3 separate regions of the Mus musculus genome follow, and regions 2 and 3 are each linked to region 1. A link is a loop called in an ENCODE intact Hi-C map of the cell type or tissue named here. Cell type or tissue: heart. All regions are shown on one strand.

Region 1 (5,000 bases):
GGAAGGATGCTACACTGCTCTGTTCCTGTTTAGACAGTGCTGTCCCGTAACTCCTGGCCTACAGATGGCATGTGGACCAGGCTTAAGCCATTAGCCATCAGATGGCTGACCAACCCTACTTCTAAGCAGATAGGACATAATAGCCCTGGTGCCACTGCTGTCCTCTTATCCCAACAACGGGACGAGGGTGGCAATGAAGCATGCCACCTGGGTGATAGTGGGGTAGAGGGATATTTGATACACTAAATCTAAATGCTTAAAATAAAACTTTCCTAAAAAAATATTTATTTATTTTATGTACATGAGTAAATTGTAGCTGTCTTCAGACACACCAGAAGAGGGTATCAGATCCCGTTACAGATGGTTGTGAGCCACCATGTAGTTTCTAGGAATTGAACTTAGGACCTCTGGAACAACAGCCAGTGCTCTTAAACACTGAGCCATCTCTCCAGCCCCAAAACAAAACTTTTGAGTTACTTGAGGAAATAAATGTCTAGGTTGGGTTCTTGCTGCCTGTCATGTCCCTCCCTCTGCCCAAGTCACAATTGACTTCCTAAGCATTCACACAGTTGTCTCAGCATGCAGAATGACAGTGACTGCAAGAAGCCATGGACAACCAGGATGGCCCAAGGTCTACTCAGATTGGCTCATGGTATATCTTCAACAACCTTTGATTCACTCCTGTGAGAGATCCTGAGTTAAAGACCATCTTGACTGTAGTCCCAGGCAGAGCTGGCAGTGGGCAGCCTTGACTGGGCATTATACACTTTGCTGGTGCTGACGTCCTGGGAGCCCCTCCTCCTATGCAGATCTGGCTCACCATGCTGTGGGGACAGAGAGGAGACTGCTGGTGCTCTGCTCACTCTCCCCTTCTGGGACCCTAGCCCATGGAATGGTGCTACTCATATTCAGGGTGGGTCTTCCCTAGAGTCTCTAGAGACATCCTCATAGACATTGCCAGAGGTCTGTTTCTGAGGCAATGAGGTAACCTAGGAAATTATAAGGCAGAAACTAGTCAAGCAGTGTGGCTAGAGTTAACAGAAACCGGCAAGGGGCTATGAAACACCCTTGGGGTTAACAACAGCAAGACCCGTTAACCTCCCTGAACTCCAGGGATGAGGGGAGGAGTTGTCTAGCCATAGTATAGCCTAAGGGTACATCTGCTGCCCACCTGTCCAGGCAACCACAGCAACCCGATGGAAGTCTGAGGAAGTTAAGAGCCCTGGCCTCATTTTCTCCTGCCAGGCAATCTCCAGAGGCAGAGCCCCATCAATAGTCAATAGCCAGGGGAGCCCACTGCTGCCATCTCCTGGGGACACTGAGATGCAGCCAACAAAGGATCTGGTAAGGCAAATAGCGACTGTTTGAGCCTGGCCATCGTGAATTTGTGAGGTCCCCTCACAGCCCTGTCCTGGAGCAGGAACCTGGGGGTTTAGGTGGTGCCTCAGTGAGGGTTCTAATCTTCCCAGGGAAGGGCACATGTGCTAAAAATGGTTGGGAATTGTGATAGATTTATCTGTTTCTTTATGCTTTTCTACTTAGTCCACTTTAAAAGATTTTTTTTCTTTTCAATTTTGGGGCAGGAAGCAAAGACAAGAAACTAATCACCTTTGTCTTTCACAGCATGGAGCTGAGAGGTGTTTTAATCTCTTCTGCGTCTTAGAATAACCAGTCTGGGATCTGGGACAGCTACTGCTACCTAGGTCCTTTATACCATCCAGTCACTCTGTGTCCTCGGGGTTAAGTCACTCCAGGCCACCCTCGTTTTCCCCTGAGCAGCACAGCAGCAGCAGCAGCAGCAGGCAGCAGAGCATGGACACCCTCACTTTTCCCATCTGTGACACGGAATGCAAGTCTTTCCAGGGAGCCTAGCAGAGAGGAGACCTTCATGGGATCCTTCTTACGATTGTACAAGACATTGTGAATACGGTGCATGGACTCTTGCTGCTTTGTGGAATTTCTAGGAAGGTGTTGGCAAAATGTGTTTGGAGCAACAGTGCCACTTGGTGGTCACCACTCTTATTGCATAGCATATCTGTTTCCACCCCCCCCTCTTTGTTTCTACCTTGTTAACATTTCATTTATTTGTTTCATTCTGTGTATCAATATAAAGGTTGGAGACTTTCATTTACTATGCTAGTGAGATGCCCCACCATGGCAGGGTGGCAGAGTGACATCCCAGAGCCACACGTTGCATCCTGAGGGAGACGGCAAATTTGACTTATGGGTTGCTTGGGATATCCACCTATCATTTCTATTAGGTCCACCCCCCCCCCCAAGGCTCTGGGATCCCTCAATTTAAGAAAACCCTTGGCCAGCTAGCAGGGGATGGTAGAGCAAACTCACATACACAGAAGGGTCCTTTTTCCTTAGAGCTGATCTCCCTGGCTTGTTTTAGTGGAATCCTAGTGGCCTTTCCCTACTCCAGAGTCCTTGCTTTGCCAGAATGCAACCCTCAGTGACCACATGCATGCTTCTAGTGACAGCCTTTCCTTCCTCAGTCACCCAAAGGCTGGGCCTTTGTCCCCATTACAGCAGGTCCTAGTTGACTCCTCACTCAGGCTTGCAAGATAACAAAAGCAGGACAGACACCTGGCATCTATGCCTTGCTTTCACATCCATCTCCTTTGTTTGAAAACTTCGGGTCAGACTTCGGGTTAACTCAGTGTGCAGGCATGTCAGTCCCTCAAGGAATGTCCATATAAAAACTGGTGACACCTAACCAGTCTCACCCCTCTTCAAGACAGAAGGCACAGATGTTAGTTTACCCAGCAGTCAGCTCTCATAATGTCCTATTCCAGACCCTAAATGGTATTCACAGGTCTCTCTCAACATTGGCCAAACTTGCAAGTCACCATGGATCACAGGAAGAGTAGAGCCTTATGGGTAAGACACCTTATCATGAGATTACCCTCAAGCAGGAACTTTATGGGAGCTGGCATGTCCCCTTAAGCAAGAAAGGCTTCTTTCACCCGCCCCCCCCCCCAGAAACAGAACAGATACAATGATCAACCAGACACACCTAGCCAGGACTCTTTAGTTATGCAAACCTCTGCCCTTCTGCTTCACTCACCCTCAGTTTAAATCTAAAGCGCACATCGATATCCTAAAGCTAGATGGATGTGGGTTTACCAACCATTGTTCTGTTCTTCATACCACAACCACCTTGTAGTACCTCCTTTCTCCGTCCTTCACTGCTCCTCACTTTGATTCGATTTGATCAGGTGACAGCATCGTCTGTTGGGACTCTCTTGCCATAATAACACACTGTTGGCCTGGAGTTTACAAAGCAGAGCCTGTAAGGGAACAGGTAGGGACTCTGGCCAAGCTCTGAATAGGCCCCGAGGCTCTGTCTCTGTCTCTGTCTCTGTCTCTGTCTCTGTCTCTATCTCTGTCTCTGATCCTCCCTGTCCTCATGCTGCCACACTCATATTCTGACTGCCACTGCTGTGGCCTCTCCCCAACCTCCCACAGTGCTTTTGACAATCAAACCCACAAAAATAAAGTTAACTTGCTGATACGTTCCTAAATTCAAACCCCACATTATCCCTTCTGTGAGGCTGGAGGACTTGACCATCCCAGGTTTTGGGACTCCTGGGTGATCACAAAAGGTTAGATAGCTTATTGCTTTTTAAAGACCTATTTTAATTTTATTTTATTATGTGGCTATTCCTGTCTGCATGTTGGTATGTGTATGTGAGTGCAGGTGCCTGTAGAGCCAGAGGAGTCAGACCCTACAGAGCTGGAGTTACAGGCTCTTGTGAGCTGCCCAGCATGAGTCCTGGGAATCAAGTCCTTTGCAAGAGTGGTAAGCATTCTTGACTCTCTCTCTCTATCCCACATTTTTTACTTTTTAAAAGATTTATTTTATTTTCTGTGTATGAGTGAGTCTTAGTCAGGGTTTCTATTCCTGGACAAAACATCATGACCAAGAAGCGAGTTGGGGAGGAAAGGGTTTCTTTCGGCTTACACTTCCATACTGCTGTTCATCACCAAGGAAGTCAGGACTAGAACTCAAGCAGGTCAGGAAGCAGGAGATGATGCAGAGGCCATGGAGGGATGTTCTTTACTGGCTTGCTTCCCCTGGCTTGCTCAGCTTGCTTTCTTATAGAACCCAAGACTACCAGCCCAGAGATGGTCCCACCCACAAGGGGCCCTCCCCCCTTGATCACTAATTGAGAAAATGCCCCACAGCTGGATCTCACGGAGGCATTTCCCCAACTGAAGCTCCTTTCTCTGTGATAACTCCAGCCAGTGTCAAGTTGACATACAAAACCAGCCAGTACAGGGTGTTTTGCCTGTGTACATGTATGTATACTTTCTGGTGCCTGTAGAAGACCAATGAGTTTATTGGGTCCCCTGGAACTGGAGTTGTGGATGGTTGTGAGTGTTGGGAATTGAACTCCAGTCCTCTGGAAGAACAGCCAGTGCTCTTAGTCCCTGAGCCATCTCCTTAGCCCTTGATTTTACTTTTCAGTGACAATTTACATACATGTATGTATACAGATGTCTATATGCTAATTTTGTAAGTGACAGGTTTGGGAATATAGCATCGTGGTCTTTTATCTATAAACATTAGAAAGCTTGAATCTGTGGTTACAATATTAGTACAAAACCATGTGCCCATATTTCCCAAGAGTCTAAGAATCATTTACCGTCTCTATAAGCAAAGCGAGGGTGATACTTTAGAAGATGCCTAGGATTGAGGATCTTAGCAGCCACAGAGGATCGAAGAAACTGGCCGTTTGTGCCTGCATCCCAACTGGGGAAGGGCTGAACTGTGCTTCCAATGAAGGGTGTTGTTAGTTAATCTTAATAAGAAGTACATTATAATTAGCATTATGTATAACATAAACATATTATTATATATGTGTTCACAATATATGTACATATATGTGTAATGCGTATATATAATATATTATATCATATAATATACCATATTGAATACTAACATCAATAATTATATTAACATTAATCATTATTATGGGCATAATTTAGCT
Region 2 (5,000 bases), 590 kb before region 1:
TGTATGTATTCATGTGTGTGTGTGTTCATGGATGTATGTGTTCATGGATGTATGTGTTCATGTGTGTGTGTTCATGAATGTATGTGTTCATGGGTGTGTGTTTATGAGGATGTGTGTTCATGCGTGTGTGTGTGTGTGTGTTTGTGTGGGTGCATATGTGAGTGTGCACACGTATGGGACTGAAGGTAGAGGTCAGAGGTCAATCGCAGGTATTTTCCCTCAGGAACCATCCATCTTCTTTGTCATTTATTTTGCTGTTGCTTTGAGACAGGTTCCACTACACAGCCCTGGCTAATCTGGAACTTGTTCTGTAGACCAAGTTAAGTTTGAATTTACAGAGATCACCTGCCTCTGCCTCCGCCTCCGCCTCCGCCTCCGCCTCCGCCTCCGCCTCCGCCTCCGCCTCTGCCTCTAGCGTGCTGGGATTAAGTGTTCTAGGTGTGTGTGTGTAACATACCTATCTGAATATTGCCTTTCTATCCTGAAGCTCTACTGAACTAACTTATTTTTAAAATATAATACTTGTATTAGGCTGGAGAGATGGCACAGTGATTAAGAGCAGTGACTGCTCTTCCAGAGGTCCTGAGTTCAATTCCCAGCAACCACATGGTGCTATGGATGTGTGTGTGAGGGTTTGTCTTTACAACCATCTGCTATGGGGTCTGATGCCCTCTTCCGGTGTGTCTGAAGAAAGCAATGATATACTCATATACATAAAATAAATAAATCATTAAAAGTAATACTTGTATTAATCCTTCGAGAATTTCATGCATGGTGAACTCACTGACTTGTGTAAGAGAATCTCCTTTTGGTTTGTGCGCACAGAAGCCTCGCTTGGGTCCCGCCAGTCCTGCTTTACGCTGTCAACAATATGAGTTCTTATCTCCAAATATAATTTTTGTTCTAAGATGCCTGCTTGATTATTGTTAACATCAAGTTCTCCACTGGAATCTTACCCATTTGCCTTTCCTTGTTGTCCCATTCAACATACCTACTACCTCCATTTTAAAGTTCTTATCTATTTATTCCAAACTTTGGATCACTGCAAGGCTCCCACTGCTGTCTGCCCCTTTTTCTTCACTGTTGGTGATGCGTTCCTCTCCCTACACGTGCCATATTTTCTTATTGTATCCCAGATAGTGCATCCAAGAGCCTTGGAGATGGAAGTCAATTTGTTTTCCCTTAGTGAGGGTTTGTCCTCTTCTCAGAGACATTTAACATAAGGGGTGATCATCACCTCCGTCCATTCAAGAATGAGGGATGTGGGGCAGACTAGGAACACCTCTGCTGTGAGACCTTGCTGGGCACGTAGCTCAGGCATAGAGCATTTGCCTAGTATACGCACAGGGTTTAATCCCTAGCAACACATGTATACACACACACACACACACACACACACACACACACACACACACTAATTATTGTGACTTAACCAGTTGTTTTGAGTTGTTGCAACAGAAGCTTCCACTGCTTATTGCATTGTGTTTGGAAGGAGTCCCTCAGATAGTGTGGTGGTTTGAGTAAGAATGGCCCCCATGGCAGGCTTTAGTGGCACACATCTTTAATTCCAATATTTGAGAGGCAGAGGCAGGATCCCTGTGAGTTCAAGGCCAGCCTGGTCCACTTAAGCAAGCTCAGGACAGCCAGGGTTCTATTACACAGAGAAACCCCGCTTTGGAAAACGAAAGGGGACAAAGAAGACACTATTGTGAAGTGACTTCAAATGTGGAGAACATAGGTACAACAGCTACTTAACCGTTTAGGATATGTAAGATACGTCATGAATTAGAAAGTTAAATGTGTCAGTTAAAAAAAAGCATGATGGCTCAAGACTCCTGGTGAGCCTCAACTGAGGGCAGGGGTTGGAAAGAGAATTGGTCAGCAGGGTGTGGCCTGGCTTTCAGGACTTGCAGAGACCTTGGCTCATCCTAAAGCTGGAAGCCTTTCACCTTTGTAGAGTAGACTCAGCCACCCCCAGCCTCCCCCGTGCTAACTAGGTGATCAGTGAGGAGCCCCGATAGTCCTGATGTCAACCTTCATTAGCACTGGGAGGAGTCCCACCACTGTCCTGCTCATAGCCAGCAGGATGTGGAGAACCACAGACAACAGAACTTCAGACTAAGGCAAGGAGTGGTGGTGAGCTCCAACTTTCACTCTCCCTGATCTTCGCTGGCCTGAATTCCTCAACTGGCCTCAAGCTCGGGAAACCGAGTACTGGGATTACAGCCATCACACACAGTACACTTCTTTATTAACGTATTTAATTACATGCTGGAATGACATCTCTGGTAGCCAGTAGTAACAGATATACATGACACTTCCTGTTGTTTCCAACCAATGTTATACGATATTTCTTTAAAATATGCTGACTTACTGGGGGGGGGGGCAAAAAAATCACAAGTAGTGTTTTTGTCTAATGAATAATAATTACCATAATAATCATTCAAGGACGTGTTAAATTTCAGTTGGAGAGGCCAGATCTAGTTGTGCACTCGGGAGGCAGAGGCAGGCACATCTCTGAGTTCAAGACTAGCCTGATCTACAGAGCAATGTCCCGGACAGCCAGATCTACACAGAAAAACCCTGCCTTGAAAAAAACCAAACAAAACATTTCAATTGGAGCTGAGTGAAAATATCACCTAAGTAAGGCACAGAAACCTGCAGTGTAAATAGAGACAGCCCCCACTAGAGGGTGCTAGTGTTGTAGAAAGAGGAGTGTCTGACTGACCTCAGCTGTCACAGCTCCAGGCCACCATCTCTTCCCTTAACCCAACCTCCAGGCCTTCCCAGGCCATCTCTTCCCTTCCACCTACCTCCAGGCTTGTCCATGCACACTGTGCTCTTAAGAGTGGAAGATTCAACTTTGCTGTACTAACAGGTCTGACTTTCAGCCCGCTGGGCTAACCAGAAAACAAAAGAACACACAAGATTCTGGTTCTGAGCCGAAGCTGTGTCCCACATCTTTGATGGTTTGATGGACAGCCAAGTCTCAGAGGGTGACCTCTGATGAAATCTGAGGAGGGCCACTAGCCTTCTGGAAAGTTCTTTCCACTATGTTTGGGAACATGTCACCAGGGTCAATGGTGGGCGAGTCGCTTCCACCTTGAATGTGTGGATGTGACAGTCAGAGCGGCTGAACTCTATGTAGAGTCCTCTCAAAGGGGGGCTGGGAATAATTCCCACCTGGGGCTGAGCACAGCAGTAGTGCTCTTCATCCCCAAATGCAGAGTGAGCCCAGGTCAGTTCCTCCATCGCCATTTCCCCTCCTACGTGCAGCTTTGAAAGCACTTGAGAGGCAGTGTGATAGGGTGGCCATAACCACACCCCTAAGCCTGGGGGGGGGGGCAGCGCTTCCCTATCAGGTGAGAGCCATGGGGCTGTGTTTCAGCAGCCTCCACAAAAGCAGAGCCTAGACAAGCTCTGTTAAGAAACCCAGCCTTGCCACCTCCTTAATGCAACATCAGCAAGTCGTGGAACCTCTATGTCTGAAGTGGAGAGAGGGGCAGCCCTGACCTTATGAAGTTGTTATATTGACATGACTCAAAGAACACAGTGCACTCCAAAGACGGCCCAGCCTACAGGAAGTACCAATGAGGAGCTGCCCGCCGCTGACAACTGTCAGCACGGTTTAAGACAATGAGACAATGCTGACACCATTCTTGCCCTCGTGCTTCCTCTCTCATGACTCTGAGAAGTTAGCCTCTTTCTCTTTCTTAAAGAGACTGTTCTCTGGCTCAGGACGTAGCTCAGTGGAAGGCTATTTACCCAGTATGCATCAAGCCCTGGTCCCATCACGGGCACAACAACCGCATCCATCACAGCTGACAAAGAAAACACCTTTTTGAGCCCACTGCTGTCCTTCCAGGCTCTACAGGTATGGCGGGAGAGTGACTTTGTCTTTTTACATTCACCTAACATGGTGTTACCATTGACACTGGTGACTTCCTATCTTTGTGGAGGAGCTCTGCCAGAGGGCTGAGCATCTAGGCCTGAAGTCAGATGCCCTGTATCCAAATGGTGACTCTGATGCTTTGTAGCATTGTGACTTCAGGGTGACTTGATCCCCTTTTGACTCAGTTTTCTCATTTCTGAAATGAGACATTAGAAGCACTGTACTACTCTAGCTCTTAGAACAGGCTGGACACATAGCCAGTGATCAATATGTGCTAACTGCTACACTGGCTTCTTGACCACCCCAGGCTGCCCCAGGGTCATAGCCTTTACCTGCCCTGTCCCTGCCAAGGAAAACCTCTACTCTCCTACCTGACTAATACCTTCCCCAACCTCAAGTTTCAACATAAGTATCTATTCTCCAGTTGTGCCCAGAGTCTCAGCCCCTAGAGTCTCTGTACATCTTTTTTTTAAGGTTTATATTTACTTTTATCTTCTATGTATGTATGAGTGCCCCCTGTGTATGTATGCATACCATTTGTGTGCCTGGTGGTCACAGAGGCCAGAAGAGGCCATTCAGTCCCCTGAAACTGGAGGTATAGGAGGTTGTGAGTCACCATGTGGGTGCTGGGAACAGAATCCCAGTCCTGTACATGAGTATCAAGTGCCTTCTACTGTTGAGCTATCTCTCCAGCCTCATCTCTTAACTTGTATTGCTTATCTGCATAGCGGTCACACAGACACATATGCTGTTGTTTATTAAATATTTGTCTTCCCCACTAAGCTTAGAGCCTGATGAGTCCACAGCTGTGTCTGCCCAGTTCCGTGTCCTTGAAGGCTGACATGCCAAAGGAGTCCATAAATGTCTGCACACTAAATAAACCACGCAGGCTTCCAAACGGCTAGTGCATGTGGGTGGATGCCAGGGCGGGAAACATCTGAAGCTGAGGCTTGAATGGCAGCGATGGGGAGTCTGGAGAGTCACGGTCACAGTTTTCCAATCCCTTCACTTGTTGATGGACTCTGGTCCCTTGGCTGCCCTTTTATAGATCAGAGGGTCTAGGAGAGAATTCTTGAACACATCTGACTCCTTGCTCTGGGTGACCAGA
Region 3 (5,000 bases), 110 kb before region 1:
CTGCAGTTGGAGTTATAGATGGTTGTGAGCAACCACGTGGATGCTAGGAAGCACACCGCCGTTTTCCTGGTCCTCTGGAAGAGCAGCCTGTGCCCTTAACCACCGAGTCATAGCTCCAGTCCCACACTCTCCTCCTTATCCAGTCAAGAATCCTAGTTAAAGGAACAGTGCATCCAGGTGGCCTTTCCTACTCAACTGACCCTGCCTGGAGAAATTCTTACAGATGTGCCCAAATGTGTATCTCCTAGGTGACGCTAAATCCAGGCAAGTTGACAATGAAGATTAACCATCACAGCAGTAAAAGGTTCTGAGAAGACCTTGGTCTCCTTGGCTATCCAAGGGCTATAGATTCCAACAGGGAAAATATGGTCTCCAGGAAGAATATCAGATGTTTCTGGGGCAGACAGGGAAGTAGTTTTCCAGATATATGTGGTGACGCATGACTTAATGTGACTCCACTCAACCTAAATGTTGCAAATTAACAAGGAAAGTTACAGGGCAAGACGTTCTTCTTGTCATCCTGCTAGGTCATGAGCCTGCCTGGGGAGGGGGCACTGGGAGGGGCACATTCCCAGAGACTGCTTACACTGTAAGTCACAGACCCAAAGATGTCAATGCCAAACTACTCAGCCTCAAACACGTGAACTTCACCATAGGAGCCATTCAGAGAGTTTTCAAAGATGATTTTAAAAAAATTTTTTGGCTGTAGATTTTTTTCCCCATGTTTTTATTTTGGAACCAAACCCTTTCCCCCAATCTTCCTCCAACCATCGCTCCCCCTGGGATGCACAGCCTTTGCATGACTGTCTAAAGAGGCTAAGTACACAGGGGCAAAGGGATGCAGCTGGTCAAAGACTATGTCCCTCCTTTTTTGAGATGGGGTACCATTGTGCTGTCAGACTGGTCTTGAATCCCTTGGCTCGAGAGATCCTTCCACATCAGCCTCTCAAGTGGCTGTGAGTGAGGGTGTGTGTCACCATGCCCAGCTGAACTGTCCCTGCTTGGAGAGAGGGGAGCGAGGACTGAAGGCAAAAGCAGAGCATTTTTGGTTAACTTCTTAGGAATCTGAACGCAGGGCTGTGGATACAGTCTAGATGGTGAAGTCTTAGCACACGAACCTGACTGGTGCACACCTAGAGCCTCAGCACTTGGGAGGCAGTGGCAGGCGGATCCCTGGGCTTTCTGTAGCTGAACCAGGGGCTCGAGGGTCAGTGAGAGATCCTGCCTCAAAAACATACAAGGTGGAGATCGAGTGAGGAAGACAACCAATGTCAACTTCTGGCCTCCACATGCACATCGGAACACACACACACACACACACACTCGGGCAAAGCACCCCCCAAGAACTCTGCATGTAGCTTTTCATTGAATACATTTAGATGATACCTGTGTTTCTGCATGTCTAATAAGTTCCCAAGTGGAGTTACTGATTCAAGGCCCATACCCATAGACATGTGACCTCTGCATTGGGAAAGTATGTACCAAGAAGGGGTATCTGAGTTTTTATCAGTGGCTGGTTTTTGTGACCGGCTCAAATCTTTAACACCTTCCTTTTGTGCAGCAGGAATATTTAAGATGTGCCAAAAGTCTTTAAAAATCGTCAGCTCAAATACTGTGTTTGAAAGCTTCTAGTATAAGAAGAAATTGCAGAGTGTGCATTTTCAGCTAGGATCTGGGCCTGTGAGACAGCCACCAGCAACACTAGATACAGCCATGCTTCTTGGTCAGGCAGCCTAATCTCAAATCCCCAAGTCCTCCAAAACCTTCTCTCTCCCTCCCTCCCTCCCTCCCTCCCTCCCTCCCTCCCTCCCTTCCTTCAATACTGACAAAAAGTTTCAGAGTTCAGACCATTTTAGATTTCCTAGGGATGTTTAGGTGGAAAAGTCTATGCATATTCCTGAGTCCACCAAAGTCTGAAACATGCTGTTTTTCTGTGGTGTCTAAGGCAGGGGATCTCAAACTTGTGTGCACATAACAGTCAGTGGAATGGCTGGCTGAAGTCTGAAACATGCTGTTTTTCTGTGGTGTCTAAGGCAGGGGATCTCAAACTTGTGTGCACATAACAGTCAGTGGAATGGCTGACTTCAGATACAGATCTCTGGCCTTCCATCCCAGCCTTCTGACTCCAGATCAGAACGGGTGGGCCCAATAATATCCCTTTGAAACAAGCTTTCCCCACCCTTTGGCATTCAGAGTCTAGGGACTACCACGTGACTCCAAAGGTGGCCTTGGGAATCCAGGTTTTTGTGTGAGAGGTGATGGGCTGGACCTGAATCAGCACCTTCTCCATCCTTCTGTCTAGAGTTTACTGTTGCTCTAGTTTCATGCCGTGTCTTTAGGAAGGGGAATCACCTTTTGCCTGTGCCTTTTTACAATTGGTGACAGATTTGGTGGGAGAAGACATAAGTACAGGATAAAGCAGCTAGGAGTCTATTAAAAAAATTTTTTTTTAAATTACATGTACATACATGTTTAGCCAAAAGAGGGCATCAGATTTCTTGGAATAAATTTATAGGCAATTGTGAGTGGCCTGATGCCTATTCTGGGAACCTGAGTTTGGTCCCCTGCAAGAGCAGTACATGATCTTAACTGAACCATCTCTCCAGCTCTGCAGATATCTGTCTCGACAAAAACAAAAACAGAAACAAAATGAAAACAACAAAACCCAAAACAAACAAACAAGAAACCCCACCAAACCCAAGTTCTATTGTGTGATTAGCATAAGAAGTCAGAGAAAAAAAAAAAACAACCCCTTCCAAGCTTGTCCAACTGCACACTGTGTGACAAATAAGGGTTTTTTTTCGGGGGGGGGGGAGCAGGAGGGGGCAAAGTCAGGTTCCATAGCATTTGAATTTACTTCCAGGCGACTTAGAAGGAATCAGATGATCCTGGCCAACACCCTATTCCAGTGTGTTTGTTACCACCCGGAAGAATTCCAGATCATCACCAGTGGCACAGACAGGAAGGTAGGTGCCCGCGGCCCTCCACTGCCTAGAGCTTCATGTCTGCAGATCCAATCACTTGTGAATGCCTGGAAAATTGCTTGGGGTGGGGCTTGGGGGTGAACTGCATCTTTACCCAATCTTTTTTTTTTTTCCCCAACATGCCCAAGACTTTTTTTTTTAAGGTCATTAATTATGTCCTAAACAGTCTATCAGCTATTCACATAGTGTTCGCAGTCTGGAATTATGTTGCTGGTTTAGTCCAGAAAAGCAAGTTGTAGTTTGGCTTTGGCGGTGGATAAAGATGGGAGGTGGGTGGGGTTGTTGTTGTTGGTGGTGGTGGTGGTAGAGCAAGACGAGATCCAGTCCAGTCACAGGACAGGTGGGGTGGGGGCGGGGCGGGGCGGGGGGCGGGGCGGAGGGGAGGAGCCAGTGACTTAGCAAAGCCCAGTCTCCAGAACTCTCACTCCCCATACTTTCCCTCCCACTGGGCCTGCAGCTCAGCCCTCCTCCTCAGATCGCAGGAGCCGACCCATCCGTGGCTCTTTATTTTACACGGGGCAGCAGACTCAATCTGCTTCGCCTTATCAAAAATCTCTGTCACCCCAGGTTTATCGCATATCAACATCTCTTTAAATAGCATGCAAACTTCAAAACCAATACTAAGAATAATAAGATGGTTCCTCCACCCCCTCGCCATGGCCTATTTATAATTCCAACTGGTCCCCTCCCATGGTGTATTTTTGCTACTTTCTATATAAAGTGCAGGCATCTTTTGTTAGCATGTGTGTGGATGGTTCTACAGCACTGACTCCTGTCTAACTCCTTCTCCTACGTTCCAGATTGCTTACTGGGAAGTATTTGATGGATCAGTAATCAGAGAGTTGGAAGGCTCCTTGTCTGGGTCCATCAATGGTATGGATATCACTCAGGAAGGAGGGCACTTTGTTACAGGTTAGTCTTGGATAAGATTAGTAAATCAGGGTTGTACCCTTGGCGGGGGTGGGGCTGGGGGTGGGGATAGTCAGAAGAGCTAGTAGAGGGTCTTAAGGACACCTTGGTTACATTCAGCCCAGGACGGCCCACCACCAAAGCTGGAAAGGTCCAAAAGACACTTCAGTGAAGGAAGACATCTGAGTAGAGCCCAGAGAAAAGCCCCACTTTACATGGCTATGTTTGCTCTTTGGGGCAGAAATGAGGCTTTAAATGTCCCGAGACTTCTACTCGCTTTTCTATGCATTTTTTGGGGGGTTGTTTTTATTGTTTTTGTTTTGAACTATGTCTTACTGTATGTAGCTCAGGCTGGCCTTGAATTAGTGATCCTCCTGCCTCAGGCTCCCGAGTGCTAGGATAAGAGGTAGACCACCAGTGCTCTTTTTCACTGGGCTCCTAACCAGCAGTTTGCTTTGTTTGTTTGCTTGCTGTTGAATTCCGTGATGTCTGGGGAGCATTAACCACAGGTCACGTCCACTGGAACAGCATTAATATAATTTCCTGCCAGGCTCTTTGACGTTTATAAGTGCTTCAAGTAAATGAAAGTTCCATAAACACATTGACTTCAAAACAAAACAAAACAAAAAGATATGACACATGCCTTTAATCCCAGCACTCAGGAGGCAGAGGCAGGGGGAATCTCTGTGAGTTGGAGGCCAGCCTGGTCTACAAAGCAAGATCCAGGACAGCCAGGGATATTACATAGAGATGCAATGTAATATATTACCTTACCTGTAGTACATTTATCTGCCTCCAAAAAAAAAAAAAAAAAAGGTATCAAACTACATACACTGGGACACCCATCAATGTGCCTCCATGCGTGAACAGTGGAAGGAGATAAGATGCTGGTGTGTTTAGTGGTTAATTCTGATTGGTACTTTCCTTTCCACTCTAAATTTACTAGGACATACATAGATTTTTTTTTTTTAAGATCAAAAAAAGCTTTATATAAATATGGATTTTTCTTCCTTCAAGCTGGCACATGGGACACTGTGTTGAAAAGCAAGCAGTTCCGTGAGGCCAGGGCTGTTTAGGAGTCTCTGCCAGCAACGCCATGCAATTGTG

Evidence for each region. Hi-C counts contacts between places; a loop is a spot of excess contacts. Peaks named below come from ENCODE experiments on the same cell type or tissue, not always from the same donor. Only the 100,000 strongest peaks of a DNase experiment are listed, where the experiment ranks them.
Region 2: it touches region 1 in a loop (5-fold over the local background); 11 of 42 quality-filtered maps call a loop at or near these places.
Region 3: it touches region 1 in a loop (6-fold over the local background); 17 of 42 quality-filtered maps call a loop at or near these places.

What each region holds. Positions count from the first base shown.
Region 1 is chr11:67,816,682-67,821,681 of GRCm38, reverse strand. Gm40032 (a long non-coding RNA gene) reads left to right here. Exons shown (of 3, transcript XR_879959.2): 3 at 3,707-3,800. Among named protein-coding and RNA genes, the nearest start is that of Dhrs7c, 21 kb to the right of the region's middle. In heart, CTCF peaks have their summits at 1,308 (motif pointing left) and 1,997 (motif pointing left); no DNase peak of the experiment used is centred here; H3K4me3 peaks cover 472 bases; H3K27ac peaks cover 297 bases.
Region 2 is chr11:68,406,055-68,411,054 of GRCm38, reverse strand. It overlaps Gm31954 (a long non-coding RNA gene), which reads right to left. Exons shown (of 4, transcript XR_879961.3): 4 at 4,481-5,000. Among named protein-coding and RNA genes, the nearest start is that of Gm31954, 9.1 kb to the right of the region's middle. In heart, a CTCF peak has its summit at 2,684 (motif pointing right); a DNase peak (open chromatin) is centred at 2,714; H3K27me3 peaks cover 752 bases.
Region 3 is chr11:67,925,275-67,930,274 of GRCm38, reverse strand. It overlaps Cfap52 (cilia and flagella associated protein 52), which reads left to right. Exons shown (of 14, transcript NM_027963.2): 12 at 2,864-2,966; 13 at 3,785-3,896. Among named protein-coding and RNA genes, the nearest start is that of Usp43, 5.6 kb to the right of the region's middle. In heart, a CTCF peak has its summit at 2,493 (motif pointing right); no DNase peak of the experiment used is centred here.